Regions from separate parts of the Mus musculus genome. Here region 2 is linked to region 1. The links are chromatin loops, found by intact Hi-C in ENCODE. Cell type or tissue: left cerebral cortex. All regions are shown on one strand.

What was found. Hi-C counts contacts between places; a loop is a spot of excess contacts. Peaks named below come from ENCODE experiments on the same cell type or tissue, not always from the same donor. Only the 100,000 strongest peaks of a DNase experiment are listed, where the experiment ranks them.
Region 2: a loop joins it to region 1, with 4 times the contacts of the local background. A loop is called at or near these places in 17 of 42 quality-filtered maps.

The regions. Positions count from the first base shown.
Region 1 is chr16:96,686,466-96,694,465 of GRCm38, forward strand. The region is part of intron 16 of Dscam (DS cell adhesion molecule); the gene reads right to left. Among named protein-coding and RNA genes, the nearest start is that of Gm32509, 28 kb to the right of the region's middle. In left cerebral cortex, no CTCF peak of the experiment used is centred here; DNase peaks (open chromatin) are centred at 4,104, 5,305 and 7,510; H3K27ac peaks cover 1,241 bases.
Region 2 is chr16:97,285,784-97,293,783 of GRCm38, forward strand. No RefSeq gene overlaps it. Among named protein-coding and RNA genes, the nearest start is that of Bace2, 67 kb to the right of the region's middle. In left cerebral cortex, CTCF peaks have their summits at 4,688 (motif pointing right) and 7,746 (motif pointing left); DNase peaks (open chromatin) are centred at 441, 1,146, 2,555, 3,125 and 2 more places; H3K27ac peaks cover 1,269 bases.

The sequences.
Region 1 (8,000 bases):
GCTGTCAAATTAAAGCCAACAGGCAGATGTGATCTGGGAAAAACAGCTCATGGCTTGTAAGGATGGCCTGGGCTCAGCAAGTGGAGTCGGGGGTGTGTGGGAAAAGCTGGCAGGGAAGGAAAGGAAGAGGGTGCTCAGAGGCACAAGGGTGAGGTATGATGGGAGGAGATGGATAGAGTTCCAGGGCAGAACAAGTCTCTGAAAATCATCAGTGCATAGAGAAGGGTGCAGATAATAAGAGAACAACATGCTGAGCAGGGGGCATTGCCTGGATGCGCTCAGCAGATACTGTGTGTAGCCTGACGTGCTCTCCTTCCCGACTGAACAAATGCCCCAGGCTGGCTTCAGGATGCAATCTGTGCCACAGAGAATAGTACTTCCTTTATTTATTTGTTGTTTTTAAAACTTTTAATTAATGCACAAAAGCTGCACGTGCTTATTTATGGGAGCCTTCTTATAGTAAATTTCTTCCTGTGTGGTTTTTGTGGGATGCAGTTGTCTTTACCTGATGGGCTGTTTGAACACACGTGAGGACCCACAGGTGAAAATCAGCAATGTTAGTTGTTTACTATTTCACTGAGCAGTGCCAGGGTGTGACCCTGGTGTGGGAGTTCATACTTGCTTTGCTGTAACACAGATGGGTTCATTTTGTCTTTAAGAACACAAAGATTTTAGAGTTTTAGGGTCAGAGTTTAGGCCCAGCAAAATTGCTACACTGCACCTGCTGACTTACATGTATAACCTCTAGCTAGTTAATAAAATTAATTTTCCTGTAAAAATCATTATATGCAAGATGATTTTACCAACAAAGAGATTTATCTCATTTCATGTAGATTTTTTGTAATTATCAGATAAGTGACTCAACTATAAATGATAATTTTTTACAAATTAGATTCATATCCATTAAGCATTCTGTCTAATTGTTCAGATGGATCCCTGCAGGGCTTCAAGAGAAAGCCAGTCCTTCGCAGCATGAGGGCTATGCAGCCAGGTATACAGTGGAGCCAATTGCCTAAAAGAAAACTTATCTAGGGCAGCTGATTTAGAATCTGCCTAAGCAGCTATGGGAAGAGCTTTGCTGATGCATCTTTAGGCCTGGAAGTGTTCATTAAATGTGTGATCTGGATGGGACAATTGTCCTGATCCTCTTTGTGGTTAGGAAGAGTCATGAGTGACTTCCTAGACAGGTTAGAAAGTATCACATGTGGTTTACTAAACAGGTTAGAAAGTGTCACATGTGGTTTCCTCAGAAGATAAACAAGTCCTCAGTTCTGTTCACTAAACAAGATTTTGTTTAAATTAAAACCAACACAGCTGCACAACTTCAAACCAGTTAAAAATTCCAGCCTAGGCAGGGAAAGAGATTCCAAGGCCCCACTCTTCTCTGAGAAGTTATTGATAGTTGATGGTAGCAGAAGGTAGAGTCACTTTTCTTTAGGATTGCTGCCATTGGTAAGTTCTCCATGTCCTCACTGAGTGACCCCATAGCCCTGTGCATGTTGGCAGTACTAACTGGACTCAGGAGGTTAAAAGTTATACATGAAAGACATGAAATGGAGAGGTAGATATGATGAGCTGGTCCTGGAGGAGCCAGAAGAAAAGTGAGGGGTGAATAGCATATCATCAAGATACATTGTAAAGAAAGGACATGAGGGGTGGTTAATCTCAAGATACATTGTAATGAGAGGAGTGAGTGGATAACGTCAAGATACATTGTATACACATATAAAATAGTGAAAGAAACATGAAAATTAAAATTTATAAAAATTATATTATCTTAAATATCTATATTTCTGTCCTTATTCTGGAATAAAGCATTTGCTGTTCTTATTTTATGCTTTGGCAAAAACATGGTGTAGAATCATTACTTGATTTTTCTTTAGGAGCCTAAGTTGAAAGTCCTGTGTGAGCCTGTGCATGTTTCAATCTGGTTCATTTTTCTCATTTGTTCCCTCCTGTATCCTCCACTTATAGTCTACAGTTCTGTGTTTGATTTTTCTCAGTTGCTATGTTATTCAGATCACAGTCTCCTCTTTGCTTCACGGTTTCTGAGAACAGTGTTCCATTATGTTGATGTTTGACTTTAGTTAAGTGCTCTTCCACATTCATATTATTGCTTTGCAACTTATTTGCAACCACAAATGCTATTTAGCACCTCTGCAAACTAGATTTTCCATTTTTAACCTTATCTGTGGGACTCAAGTCCCTGCAGTAGACTGCCTTATTTTTAAAGCTGCATTTTGATTGGCTATTGATGAGCAGGGATTTTTTTGCTATTACTCTGTTAGAAATGGGTTAGCTTAAGGGGATGCATTTGTGACATCATTCCATCTTCTATGCTTTGGATAAGTTCTATGCTATTGCCTGTATTTCCTTTACTGGTACCTCATGGAATTGCTAGCTATCCTGTAGACAAGGCTGTTAATACTGTCCTAAAAAATGAGGAGCATGTTGCAGGAGGGAAGATCAAGGCCATTGCTACCCTGCCTCTGAAGCATCATGCTCACTGATGGCAAACCAACTGCCCAAACCTCCGTGGTCCCTGCCATGTCTGATGCCACCACTATCACCACTGTCACCTCTACCAGCAGCAACATCATCTCAGCTCTCCTACACAGTCCATCTGAGAAACACCTGCTACACAAAAAATATTCTCCTCCATTCTACTCCCCAAACCCTACTCATTCTGGAGGGTAGTGCCTCAACACCTTTCCTCAGACTTACTCAGCAAGAAGCCCTCTGCATGCATGCTGCTTCATAGGAGCTGGCTGTGAGCCTGAGTACCAGGTCTTCTGGGAACATGGTCACTAACATGTCCTCCTCCTGTTCTGTCCACACCAAGGTTGCAACATGGCAGTCAGCAGGTATGGTGCTGGAGAAGTAGCTAAGAACTACATTCTGATCCCTAGGCTGAGAGAGAGGGAGACAAACACACACACACACACACACACACACACACACACACACACACAGAGAAACAGAGAGATATACAGAAATAGGAAGAGAGAGGTAGAGAGAGAAACAGATAGAGAGAGAGAGGGAGGGAGGGAGGGAGGGAGGGAGAGAGAGAGAGAGAGAGAGAGAGAGAGAGAGAGACTGGGCCTTGCACAGGATACTGACACCTCAAAGCTCACCCCCAGTGGCATACTTCCTTCCACAAAGCCACACCCACTCCAACAAAGCCACACTTCCTAATCCTTCTAAGTAGTGCAACTCCCTGATAACTAAGCATTCAAACATATAAGCCTACGGAGGCCATTCTTATTCAAACCACCACACCACTGGAGAGAAACTTATAGGTTTATGCAAAATCCCACCTGGCAAGCACTCCTCTTAAAACACATAAAAGAGTACTTAATGTGCCTGGGAACAGAACAAGCAAAGTAACTCTATGTCCAAGCTCAGGAGCCCTGCAAGTGAGCCCCTTTGCACCTGGAACCTGGTGTTACACACCCACACCTGTGATTTCATAAGTGAGTAATATCTCTTCTCCTTTTCTAGAATCCCTCTGAAGGAACTGTATACTCTGGGGCAGAGGTCACATTTGCCATTATGCTTGCTTCTTGTGAAAGGTTACTTGTTTACCCTATTTAATTATTCCTTTCCCTCCCTGCCACCCCCAGATCTAGTAATGGTCCTGATTTCCTGACATTCATTTCTCTCATTTGCTGTTCTCTGCAGACCTCCTCCCTATCCCTCTCCACCACCACCCCCCCCCCCCCCCCCCCCCGGCAGCTACCATTCCTTTTGGCCTCTCAATCCCTCTCAACCCCCATATCCTTAAGGGCCTCTCTTTGATCTCCATGACAACACTAGTACCATGTCAATCCATTAGAACGGCTTGCAAGTGACTGCATTTTTATATGCCTCTCTCCAATCTTCTTCATCCTTAAAGAAACAGAGTGACAGCAAAGAGGCCAGGATGTGGAAAGGCCCACAGCTCACTCCATCACCATGGATGCTGGTGACTTCCATGGGCAAGCCTTCCTAATGTCTATTCCATCTCTCTTCCCTCCACAGAAACCTTTACAGAATAGTCTTCTGGGGATGGAGGAATATAAATTAACATTTTCCTTTAGATTCCTGCAAATTCTCTTAAGATGCATGCAGTCCTCTGTCATCATTGGGTGGCAACTGTCTTACTCATTTTCTCCATGTTCCACGTGCACAACTGCTCCACAGTAAAGTGCTTCCTACATAAGCTGTGCATCAGGCTGGGCAAGCATGAGCCAGGTACCTCCTTGACACAAGGCTCTGGGCTCAAGGGACCCTGACAAGGATGTGGACAATACCACCTAGTGTGAGGCTTACACTGCTGAAGGTTAGCCCAGGGCACTGAGAGAGGGAAAGGGGGAAAAGAAAAGTTACCCAAAGAGTCAAGAGGACGGTCGGACAAGAGGTTGTTCACCTGAGCCTAGGGGTGACCCAACAGTGATGTGCAGTGGTACACAGCTGCAGAAAACCCAGGTGATCCAGGATACAAGAGCTCAGAAAGGGAGACTCCACACTGAGGAATTTGTGGGGATTCTGGGTTTCATGATGACAAGAAGATACAACCAGACTTTGGTGTTGGAAACTGACGTCAGATTCCCGGCAAGAGCAGCAAACTCTGCTAAAAAAAAAAATGGAGTCGTCTCTCCAGCCCCTGGCATTCCCCTTTTTATCCTTATTCAAAGGTGAAAATTCGAAGCAAATAGAGGCCAGTGGTGTGCAGCAGGGGTCTCTGGAGTCAGGCTTGCTTCATGTCTGTCGTCTATACCCAAGGAAGGGAAGATTCACAGGGCTAACTATGAGCCTCCCATCTACACCTGGGTAATGGGCAACCTTTAACTGAATTGGGGGGGGGGGGTGTCAGGCATTGACACATGGTGAACAGAAGCTCAAAAAGTTGAGATAAGCCACTCTGTTTCCCCTCTCAGGAATGTGGCTGAAGCTCATCCAGGTACAAATGGCAGTAGCATGGCTTATGTGGGGATCTGCTGACCTGGTGAGACGCTCCCCCCTCCCACACTGTTCTTTTTCAAAGTGAATAGATTGGCCACTGGATTTATTTTTATACAAATAAACTTTCCAACCTGGCAGGGCAAACAAGCACGGCACTATTATTTTATGATGGCAAAAGCTGTCATCTAATATCTAAATATAAAACATCTTTTTTTTTTTTATTCATCTTGAGGCTTTCCGCCTGCTTACGCTCTAAGGCTTGCCAAGAGCTGGAGAGAAAGGACCTTGGTCCTTGAGGCAGGCTGATTTTGTGGCTGAGCTAAGCAAGCTTTCCTGAGGATGGTGGAGGTGTTAAGGCACAGAGTACATTCCAAATGGAGCAGTAAGCGGGGTGGTTCCTGTTTTAGATACACACGTTATCTGCAGTGTGAATCTGTGACCCGGATCTCTCTGTGGAGAACAAAGGTTTTCATGAGAAAAGATAGGTATTGAGCATTTTGATATAAAGCTGGGTGGTGGTAAGGGCTCTATGGGTTTCTATTACAAATACTAATTTCCTCCCGACTGGGGGGGGGCTGAACCCCCAATAGAACCTGCACTTCCTGGTCCACCTGAGGGTCCAGAAAAGTCCATTCTACTCCATGGGAATGAGGAGGGCTTTGAAGCCTGTTTTTCTTGACTTGTTGAAGGGGAAGATGTTAGATCTGCTAATACAAGAAGTCCTGACAGTTCCTTACATATCTGTGAGACACATGTGCATTTTTAATAAAGTGCCCATATCCCCAACCATAACCAGTGGATTAATTCATTAAAGCAAATGCAAATTTGTAATCTTTCATAGCCTAAGGATTAAGTGGATGGCTGAAAACATTAAGTAAAATGTATTTCAAGGCAAATTTTTAATTTCAATTTTTGTAGGAGAGAGGAACGTTGGCCTAGGTTTATAATTTGGAAATAAAATGCTACTAGGTAAACTCTGGACACACGTTTTTCTCTAGCTTCACTGTGTCATGTGACATTTACCCCAGGAGGTTGGAAGGCAGAATAAAGGGAATTCATATTAGTCATGGCTTGTAGGCATGAACTACCTGCATGAGGGTCCCTAGCCTGACACTAGTCCATCAACTTTCAGATTCTGGGCAAGTCTTTCTAGTGTAAGGATTATTCTTCATTCACAATGGCTGTATTCAGTGCCCAACATGACAGTATGGGGGTGGTCATCATGGGGCCAGGAGAGAGCTCCTAACCACAGCTGTCCTGGTGCCCACTGAAGCAAGGGCAGGATGGCCTAAGCCAACTTTCCAGTGTGTCACAGTTTCCTAGTCAGAAGGGCGTTGATGGAGGAGGCAGCCTGATGTTTATTAAACATTTACTATGATGTCACCTGCAATGCTGCAGTTTGCTTCTAAGTATCAGGCAGAGCTGTCTCCGCTGTGTGACGGCTCATCCCTGAGATATAATGCACCTCACAGCACAGGGCACTGGGGAGAGTGGGGATGGGGTTTGGTGGAAAATCTTCTTTTGATAACAGAAATTCACTGGGACCTCTGGACGCCCCACTTCAGTATTTCATGGAAATCATTTAGAAGTCTAAGCAGAAATTCTGCTTATTAAATAGCATCCTTGCTGTGGTGTCTGATCTGAGGAGAGGAAAATAGTAGAATTACCCTCAAGGTTTCTCTGTGAGCCATCGGCTTACAACTGCCCTCAGCATGCTAGAACTGCATGAATGAATGAAAAGTGGGTATTTTGGAGGCAATCTATAAAGATTTCCCATTTGAAGCAAAATTTTACAATTGAAATACTTTCTGCTTTCAATTGCAATCTTCTGAGATATCTAGAGTAATTATTTCAAACATTCTACTTTAGAATGTTTTCTTTATGAGTTGCTATAGCAATCACATACACACACACACACACACACACACACACACACACACACACACACACACACACACCATAGCTAATCTCAGCACTCAGGGGACTGAGGCAGGAGGATAGCAAAGTTCAGATCAGCCTGGGCTTTATAATGAGGTCAGGTTTGCCTAGGCTACAAAGTGAGGTGAGACTCTTGGTCTCAGAGACATACACAGAAAGACAGAAAGAAAGACACTTCAAGAAATAGATTAAGGCAGAATTTTCTGTGGAAAAAAATGTATGATTTTGAAATATTCTACCAAATAAATGCCATTATTCAGATTTTTAATGTTCTTTCTGATATTGAATCAGAAACAAACCTGTAGTCTGCAGGCAAACCCCTCCCCTCTGGCAGCCAGAGCAGAGCCAGGAAACAGAAACTTAATTGCTATTTGTTTCTCCTTTCGTTGGACACTTTGCTCTGATCTGTGTCAAGCCATTGCTTTGTGCTTTGACATAGAACGTGCAGCAGCCCCACCCATTCTGCACACCCATCCTGCCTTACACGGCACTTCAGGACTGGCTCTTGGATGTTCCCCTGTGGGCTCACAGCTGTGACCTGCAGCCATCTGTGCCCAAGAATGCACTACAGATCGTGACCTTCCACCTTTCAGTGAGTTACGGTGGGAAGCGTTCTACGTGTTCAGCTTGGTGTCTACCGTGCTCTACGCTCTGCACCTCCACCCAAGCATGAGTCAGACATTCATATGCTCCTGTCTGCTCTTTGCATCTAAACAGTGTGGGCCTTCTCCATGGCTGCCTCTGAAACCCATGATGCTTCTCAAAGGCCCCTGTGCTATGAATACATGGCTTAGACCAGTGGTTCTCAACCTTCCTAATGCTGCAACCCTTTAATATGATTGAGGTGACCTCCGACCATAAGATTATTTTTGTTGCTACTACATAACTAATTTTATTACTCTTGGGGATTGTGATGTGATAGCTGGTATGGAAGATATCTGATATGTGACCCCTGTGAAAGGGTCATTCTACACCCCAGGGGATCATGACCCTCAGGTTGACAACCACTGGAGGCGCCTTCACTCCACCTCGCAGGTGTTAGAGTCTCCCATTCATCCATTGCCTGCCTGCCCATTCACATGACCACTACCCCCTTTCCTCCTTCATTCCCTCCCTAT
Region 2 (8,000 bases), 600 kb after region 1:
CTACATACATGTGCACTGACCATTTCACATGCACACAAGAAAAAAAAGCAACCTTGTCACATGACATAAATTGTCGATATATACACATGATCATGCTTTGAGAGCCCCCTTCCCACACTCTTGTCTAAACTCATACAAGAACATGACTGCATGGGAGCTTGAAGCCTGGGTGAGAGCCAAGGACATAGCTGGTCCTGGTGCCACCCTTTGTTTCGAACACACTTTATATGTGAGGGGCTGTCACCTCAACATTAGTCATACTTCCCAGTAGGGACTCCACCAGCAGAAATGCTCAATCACTTACGTGCTAACTACAACTACACATCAAGACACAGTATGCTGCCACAACATACCCAGTATAATTGTATCATTCTGATAGCATGATTCACCCCGTTCTTCCCAACAGAAAACAGCTCACCAGCTAATTACTTCACCACCTCCTAGGCAAGAATGCTCACTAGGCCCCCGCCAAGCCTGTAGGCACTCCAGACACAGCTGCTCTGAGCTTCCTCCACAGCCTCCAGGAAAAGTCATGGTGAGTCCGAGGCTCTCCTACTTCAGCAGGGTGAGGAAACGTCTGTGTGCGTATGTGAGAAGCAGAGAAAGGGGGTGCTTTGGGGTCTCGGGCCCCATCCCACCTCCAGGACAACCATCACATCCATCACCCTCACTTTTGACAACCAGAATCTTGAGATGTTGTCAAGAGCATGGGAATTTTAGGTGACGGACATCTAATCTCCCCATGACTTTTCCCGGCAGGCAGAAAAGCCAAGATGGCAGTGAGGCCCTACACACTTAGCCTTTCCATGCAACTGTCTTCAGTCTCTCTGGCCTGGTTCTGGGGTTTCTGCCCCAGGTCACTGGCTCCAGCGTTCTGCTCCACAAACAAAAGTCTCCAGCTTCCACACTTAAAGGCTGTTTTCTTCAAATGTCTCCAAGGGCAAGGCTCTGACTTGATCACTTATTTCAGAACCCTTCCTCCCTGGCCCTCATGTCCAGTACAGCCCTGCCTTCCCCATATTTTCTCCTTCTCCCTGAAGAACACAGAACATGGCATCCCCCACAATTTCTCCGTGTGCTCATGTGTCCTCCCATCTGTTCTCTGTATGCTCTAGGAGGGTGGGTTGCAGCTGCTTCTTCGGCACCTTGGAGAGCATCCAGGGCCCACACAGCATTTGTGCTTGGAGCGAGTTGCTCTCCCAGCTGTGAGTGAGCTCCAGCATCAGGCTCTCTGCTTATCCTTTAATTGTGGGTTACTCCCACTAGACAGAAGTGTGTCTTCCTTCTTGCCCAGAGCCTAAGCATTCTATATGCTTTGGATATGGGAATAGAGGGATGGACAGATGGGTCTATTAGATGGACCTAAATTATGCCTAGGGCTATGCCCTGAGTCAGATGGGGGGAAATTCAGCCATCATTTCAGTGTGCTATATACACACTAACTATGCTGACCACAGACAAATGATAGTTTAAAAAAAAGAAAGAAAGAAAGAAAGAAAGAAAGAAAGAAAGAAAGAAAGAAAGAAAGAAAGGAAGGAAGAAAGAAAGGAAAAGTCCTTGAGTTGGCACATCCCACTTTCTTCTAGGATGTAATTAGCCCTGAAGTTGCTTCCAGTCTGTAAAGCCTTTTATTACTCTGCAATTCTATCTGTCTCCTTCTTCTGCCTTAAACAATAGGTGGAATATCCTGAAGACATTCATAGAGCCTCAAGTCCCACCCTCAAGTCCTAGCCCCACCTGTGCCAGAAAACACAAAGGGCTCAAGTCAAGCCAATTCCCTTATATACCCAACTGTCATACAATGGAAAGTAAATAACAGGCCAACCAACTTTCTCCTGGCCTCGTTCTTAGTTTCCCTCAGACCTCAAGAGGTTCTTAAGAGTCCCAACCCAGCACTCATCCCTGCAGATAATTTAGCTACTATTGCTATATTTATGTCTCAAGTTTCTTGATAATTTAGGGGTCTCCAGCAAAATTTTAGCAATCTTAACTTTCTTTAGCCTAAAAAGACAAAAGGGAGAGAGAAGGAAAGAAGGGGGAAAGAGAGGAGAAGAGGAGGGGAGAAAGAAGAAATAATGGACTAAACTTTATATGTTACTTGAAGAAAAGGAAGGAAAAATAAAGAAAACATCTACAATACTTTAAACGTGGCGAAGAACACTAACAGTCCACACATTTGTATTAGAATTACAGTATTTTCCGTTTAGAGACACGAGACAAGTTAATTGCATAGTTACCACGAAATAAACTACGTGGCAATTACACAGTAACTCCTTTAGAAACTGTAGTAATTACACTGAACTGAGCATTCTAAAATAGAGCCAAGGTACCAAGTTCATACACAATGAGATGCTCAATCTGAGACCAGGCCTTTCTGGGAGAACGCAGTGTAGGCAACAACCTCTGGTGCTGACTTTAAAGATGATGTATTTATAAATATAAACATGTTCCCAGGCAGGGCCCTTAGCACAAGATGTCTTTTCAGCCAATGACAGAGAACTCAGTGAAGGAGTGCCAGGCAAGGAGGAAGTTGACAGCAATGCCTTGTCTGAAGGTGACAATTCTCAAAGAAAAACATGAGCAGTGGAGTTGGAGAGAGAGTGGGGTTTGCTGGCTTAAAATCTGCATAATGTCACTTGTGTTGGGGAAAACAGCTCTGTAGAGCAGTGAGTGGGGACAGTATATTATTTTGTGTAGAACAGTGAGCAAGAACAGTATATTTTACAGCAATTTTGAAGGGAATTAAAGGCCTGTGATGCGGTCAATCCCCCAAAGTTTACCAAGTAGCCACGCTGGTCTCCCTGCTTTCCCCAACCCATTACCCATTCAGCCTGGAAAGGGGCAGAGCATGAAATATGAATAAGCAGGGAGGCCCAACCTCAAGCAATTTGTAAAAAGAGAGAGTCAGGGCTGCTGCAGCCCTGATTATTTTGAGGCCTCTTCCTGACCACAGGGCAGCCGTGCCTATCATAGGGGTTACCCCCCCCAGAAGGAGCAGAGTACGTTTTGGCAAGAGCCTTTAATCGCTCCCTCAGCATGACTCAGCTTCCTTCCCACATGCCAGACAGGATCCACCGTGAAGCCCCACTCTCTTTCTCCATTCCCAGGTCTGGGAGTTGGCTGCAACCCAGGGTGGAGATGATGACAAAAGACGACGACGTCAGGACTGGATTTAGCACCAGCTGCCAAGGCCTTTGTGAATTTAATTTTGGAGGCATCTCTTTGCCGAGCTGATGCCAAGCTATAGCTGATGAGCACCAGAGGAGAAAAAAAAATGAGATTAGAGGTGGGTGAAACCAGACAGAATGGATGTGAGCAGGGTGGAGTTCTGATAGCATTTCATTTAGACCTTGTGTGTGAAAGCCAGCTGGCTCCAAACGGGAGTGAGAAAGGGGGGGTCTCGTGCAAAGGTGGTTCTGTTAAACCTTGACCCAAGCACTGACTGACTATGGCAGGGAGACACTAAGTCCACTGTTTACAGAGCTCTGAGATCCCCACTGAGCCGAGCCATCAAGTGGAGCACCATGTCTCACTTCCTTGTCATAGCCTTCAGTGACAAACTTCCTCAGGTAAAGCCACACCTCCTCCTAAACCTCTCAGAACAGCAGCCCTAGCTGGGGACTGAGTATTCAAGTACCTAAAACTGTGGGGTGAATCTCATTAAAGTTGCCACAGTTGTATCGTCTTCCCTATCTGCAGAGGTGAGCAAGAGACAGGGAGCCACTGAGAATTCTGAAGATTCATAGTTCAAACACTCATGCACCATGATGACCTTGGTCCAGGTCAGTCTGAATAGTGCTCTGAGGTAGCCCGGCACAGACCTGCCTATGGGATGCGGGGGACCAAGGCCTCCTGGAGCAAACACAGATGCTTGCAGTTCTAGATGTGAGTTCTCAGCTTCCTGCTCCTGCCCATGTATCTTCACTCTACCATCACAGATACTAACCATTTAGAACCATAAACCCAAATAAACTCTTTCTTCTATACCTTGCCTTGGTCATAGTGTTTTATCACAGCAATAGAAAAAATAACTAAGGTAACAACCTCCCTGGAGGGCTCAAAAATGAGAGCATGCTCTTACTGGGGCTGACTATGAGTACAGGGACACTGGTCAGTGGGACTGTGGCTACCTATAGGGGGAGGCTCAGTCCAGGGAAGGCTGAGGAACACAGATAGAGACTGAGAGAGCAGGATTAGAGCCTCCATGCTAGAGATGAGCCCCTGTCTGCTCTCAGAGTAGGTGAGGGCATTGCTCGTAGGGCTTTGTTGTACCTTTGAAGGAACAAGTAGATCTCAGCTGATAGTAACCCACTTTTGCAAAGAGACACATCTGACAAAGGGAAGCCTGGGAAATGTGCACACACACACACATACATACACACACACTCACACACACACACACATACACACACACACACATTCAAGAAGCACCTCTCCCACTCTCTAGTTCTCTGTCCTTTCTCAGCAACAACCTTAATACATTTTGAAAAACAATGAGAACTTATAGCCCAGGTGACATTGCAGGGTACAGTCTGCAGGTCTGCAGGGTTGTATTAAGCACACATACACTGGGGGTGCTCAGGGCACCATCTCTGTGTGAACAGTTTGCATAGTGTCCTTTCCTGAGATGCCATTCAAAGAACGCAAGGCTCAGTCTTGGGTGACATCTCCCTATCTCCCACCAGAGGTCTCTAGTTGTCTTGTTGTATTTAAGATTATTTTATTTATATTTATGTATATGGAGGGTGTTGCCTAGAGGGGTCAGAGGAAAGAGTCAGATCATCTAGAGATGGAGTCTCAGGCAACTGTGAGCCTCCAGACATGGGTGCTGGGAACCAAATCTGAAAAAAAAAAAAAACCAACAAAACACAGCAGTGTTCTTAACCACTGAGCCAGCTTCCAGCCACCTCAGGAAACTGTTTTTGATTCTGTGTGTTTTTGATGCCTAAGAGTATTCTGGATGAGAGGGCATGGGTTTACATCTGGGTCCTCTAGTCTATTCCATGTGACTTTCTGTATTTATGTTGGTAACATGGTGGCTTTGTCCCTGTGTCTTTAAATTCGGTGCTGTGTTACCTCCAGCTCTGCTCCATTTAAAGACTGAAGCTATGTTCCCATTACTCAACCTGTATAAAACCCAACTCCAAACGGATCAAAGATATCTCTGTAAAACCGGAATACCTGCAATCACAAGAGGGACTGTGAGAGACACTGTTACAGGTGCTGATTTACCGCTGCACAGAAGTCCCCTAGCTCAGGAAACAAAGCCTCTTCATTACCCTCTTCTGGATTCCATGATCACTTCATGTACATGGTGCATTGACACACATGAGGTACCCCCAACACATTAAAATAATAAAATTATTTAAAAAAAAAAAGCTTAGGCAGAGCAGAAGAAGCAGCCAAGCAACGGTCTACAGACTTGGAGGGACCCTCAGTCAGTCTCCTGAAGTAGATATCTGGAAAACAAAAAGAGCTCAGACCATGTAGCAAACCCTGTAATCTTGTGAAAATGGACAACAACCTGAAGAGAATGCTCCCAAAGACCCACACACAGCAGGCAAGAACAAGGAGAAATGTCCTCGGCCTCATCGAGAAAAGAATCACACACCAAAGCCACACGAGAGTCTGCCTCACCCAAGTCAAAGTGGCTATGAAGGAAAAATGTGGGCAGAAGGACCTGACACACTGCCTCCTAAAGTTCATTAGTGCACCCACTGTGAGACTCATTGTGGAAGTTCCCCGGAAAACTAAAAATAATAGAATACCATATGGTCCAGTCAGAATACTTCTGAAGATGTATGCATGTCATAGATATGCGTGCATGCATGTTTATTGCTGCACTGTTCATAAAAGCCATGTGATGGAATTATCTCAGTTAAAGTCAGTGGGTAAACAAAGAAAATATGGGATATAGATGGTGGAGTACTATTCAGCTATCAAAAATAATTAAATCTTGTTATCCATAGGAAAAGCATGGATGGAACCAAAGTAGCTCATCACAGGCAAGATAAGCCAAACATAAGGAGACAAGAATCCATGCTTTCCCTCTCATACAGGAGGGCTCCTAAGAACTGTTATGAGTGAAGGGTGGAGAGAGAAAGAGAGAGAGAGAGAGAGAGAGAGAGAGGAGGGTGAGGGAGGGAGACAGGTAGATATGATCAATGAGTAGTGAGTAGTATGTGCACATATGGAAATGCTACCATGAAAATGGTTAGTGTGTACAATTTAATGTAAGTTTTGTATGTATGTGCCTGGGTTTGACAGCGGGGTGGAGGACACATGTGCTCTTTCCTGTGGAGACCAGAGGCCAGCCTCAGGTGTATCCATCCTGTTTTTTGAAACAAGGTCTCTCACTGGCTGGTGAGCCTCAAGGATCGTCCGCTGTGCAAGTTGGAACTCCAAAAACAGGCTGCCACACCCTCAGACTCGGGTGTTCATGCTTATGCACCTAGCACTTACTGCCTGAGCTGTCTCTCTGGATCTAAAATAGGGAATTGAATATGTAAAATCTTAAATATATATAGAAGAGAGATTAAACCCTTATAATTGCATGTCGTATGTTTTTCCTCTCTGGGACTTTGGGGCTTGAGTTACAAAAACACCATCCAGAACTATTCCGTGGAAGGAACCAGTCTCCCTGAGAGTCTACCTTTAAAGGAACACAATCCTGACTCTTTCTCAAGGTCTGCACAGCCTGCATTACTGAGCCCTCTGTGAGCAACTGTCTAGCAACAGGTATTCAAGCACTCTGCCCAGTGAAGGGCCTGTCTGTGCTGGAGGAGAGACAGACAGTTGAACCACACTGGTTCCTTCCTCCCGAGTGTCAGCCACTATGCAAGAAGCTCAATGTCCCCACAGCACCACAGCCTTTGGCCCAAGCTCTCCGGAGTCCAGCTCCGTCTGCTCCCAGAGCTCAGCTGCCTTATTGCCTGCCTTTCTGTTGCTTAGTAACAAGATCACCTAATTATTCTCCTAAGAGGTCAAAGAAATGCCAGCAACCCATTCCTAGACCAGGAAGTCAAATGGCATAGCCTTTAATTTGCATAAAGAAGGCTCTTTTTAGTCAGAGGTAGGAGGGAAGGGGGGGGGGGCGGGTCTGAAATCCAGCCTGCGTTTGCTAACATCAAATCCGGACAGCCTGGCCTCGCAAGGAAGGGTGGCGGCAGCGGGTGGGTGGGTCGGAAGCAGCTGCAGTAGAGTCCTGATCTTTTTAATTCATTGGAGACAAGAAGTAGCGCCAGGAGAAAGGAGAACCCCTTTTTCATGTTAGATGGCGACTTGTTGCTACTGAGGTTTCCTAAGGCACTGGGGACTTTTGTTTTTTGATTTAGTGGTGGGAGACTTGTATTGAGAGCTGCGGTTTGTTTTCTTAGCTAACTCGTCTTTGTCTGTCTAGGGTCCACGTTTGTCAGGTTTTTGTTTTCTGAACACTGCCCCTCTTAGTGATGGGGTACCTTACTAACCCTTGTGTCTGCAAGGGACCCTGAATACCTTCAAAATGCCTTCCAGGTGACAATGTCCCCAAGTACTGGCTCAGAACCAGAGCTGCACAGTCTGGGAGGGGAGGAAGAATTGGAATTCATGGGAAAATAACATTATGCTATTGGACAGCTGTATAGCTTCGAGGCTGGCTATGTGAAGCCAGCTTTTGTCTTCAGAGATGCCTGGCCCCCAGCCCTAGGTTTCTCTTCATCTCTGAGTAGCTCTGCAAGGGTTGGTCCTCTACTGCCCTCTGCTGGCTCTGAGGGGTGTTGACCTCGGAGAATTTTCCAGCTGAGGGTTGAGTTGATTTTAAACCTTTAGAGACACTCCACCCAGACTTGCGTTTATTGAGCGTTAACTGTGACCTCAAAATGCACCCACAGAGTGACAGAGCACAGGATATAATGCACTATAAAGTCAAATCTCTCTCTCTCTCTCTCTCTCTCTCTCTCACGATAAAGACAGCACAATGCAGTTTGTTTAACTCCAATGAACTGTATAGCTAGATACTTATG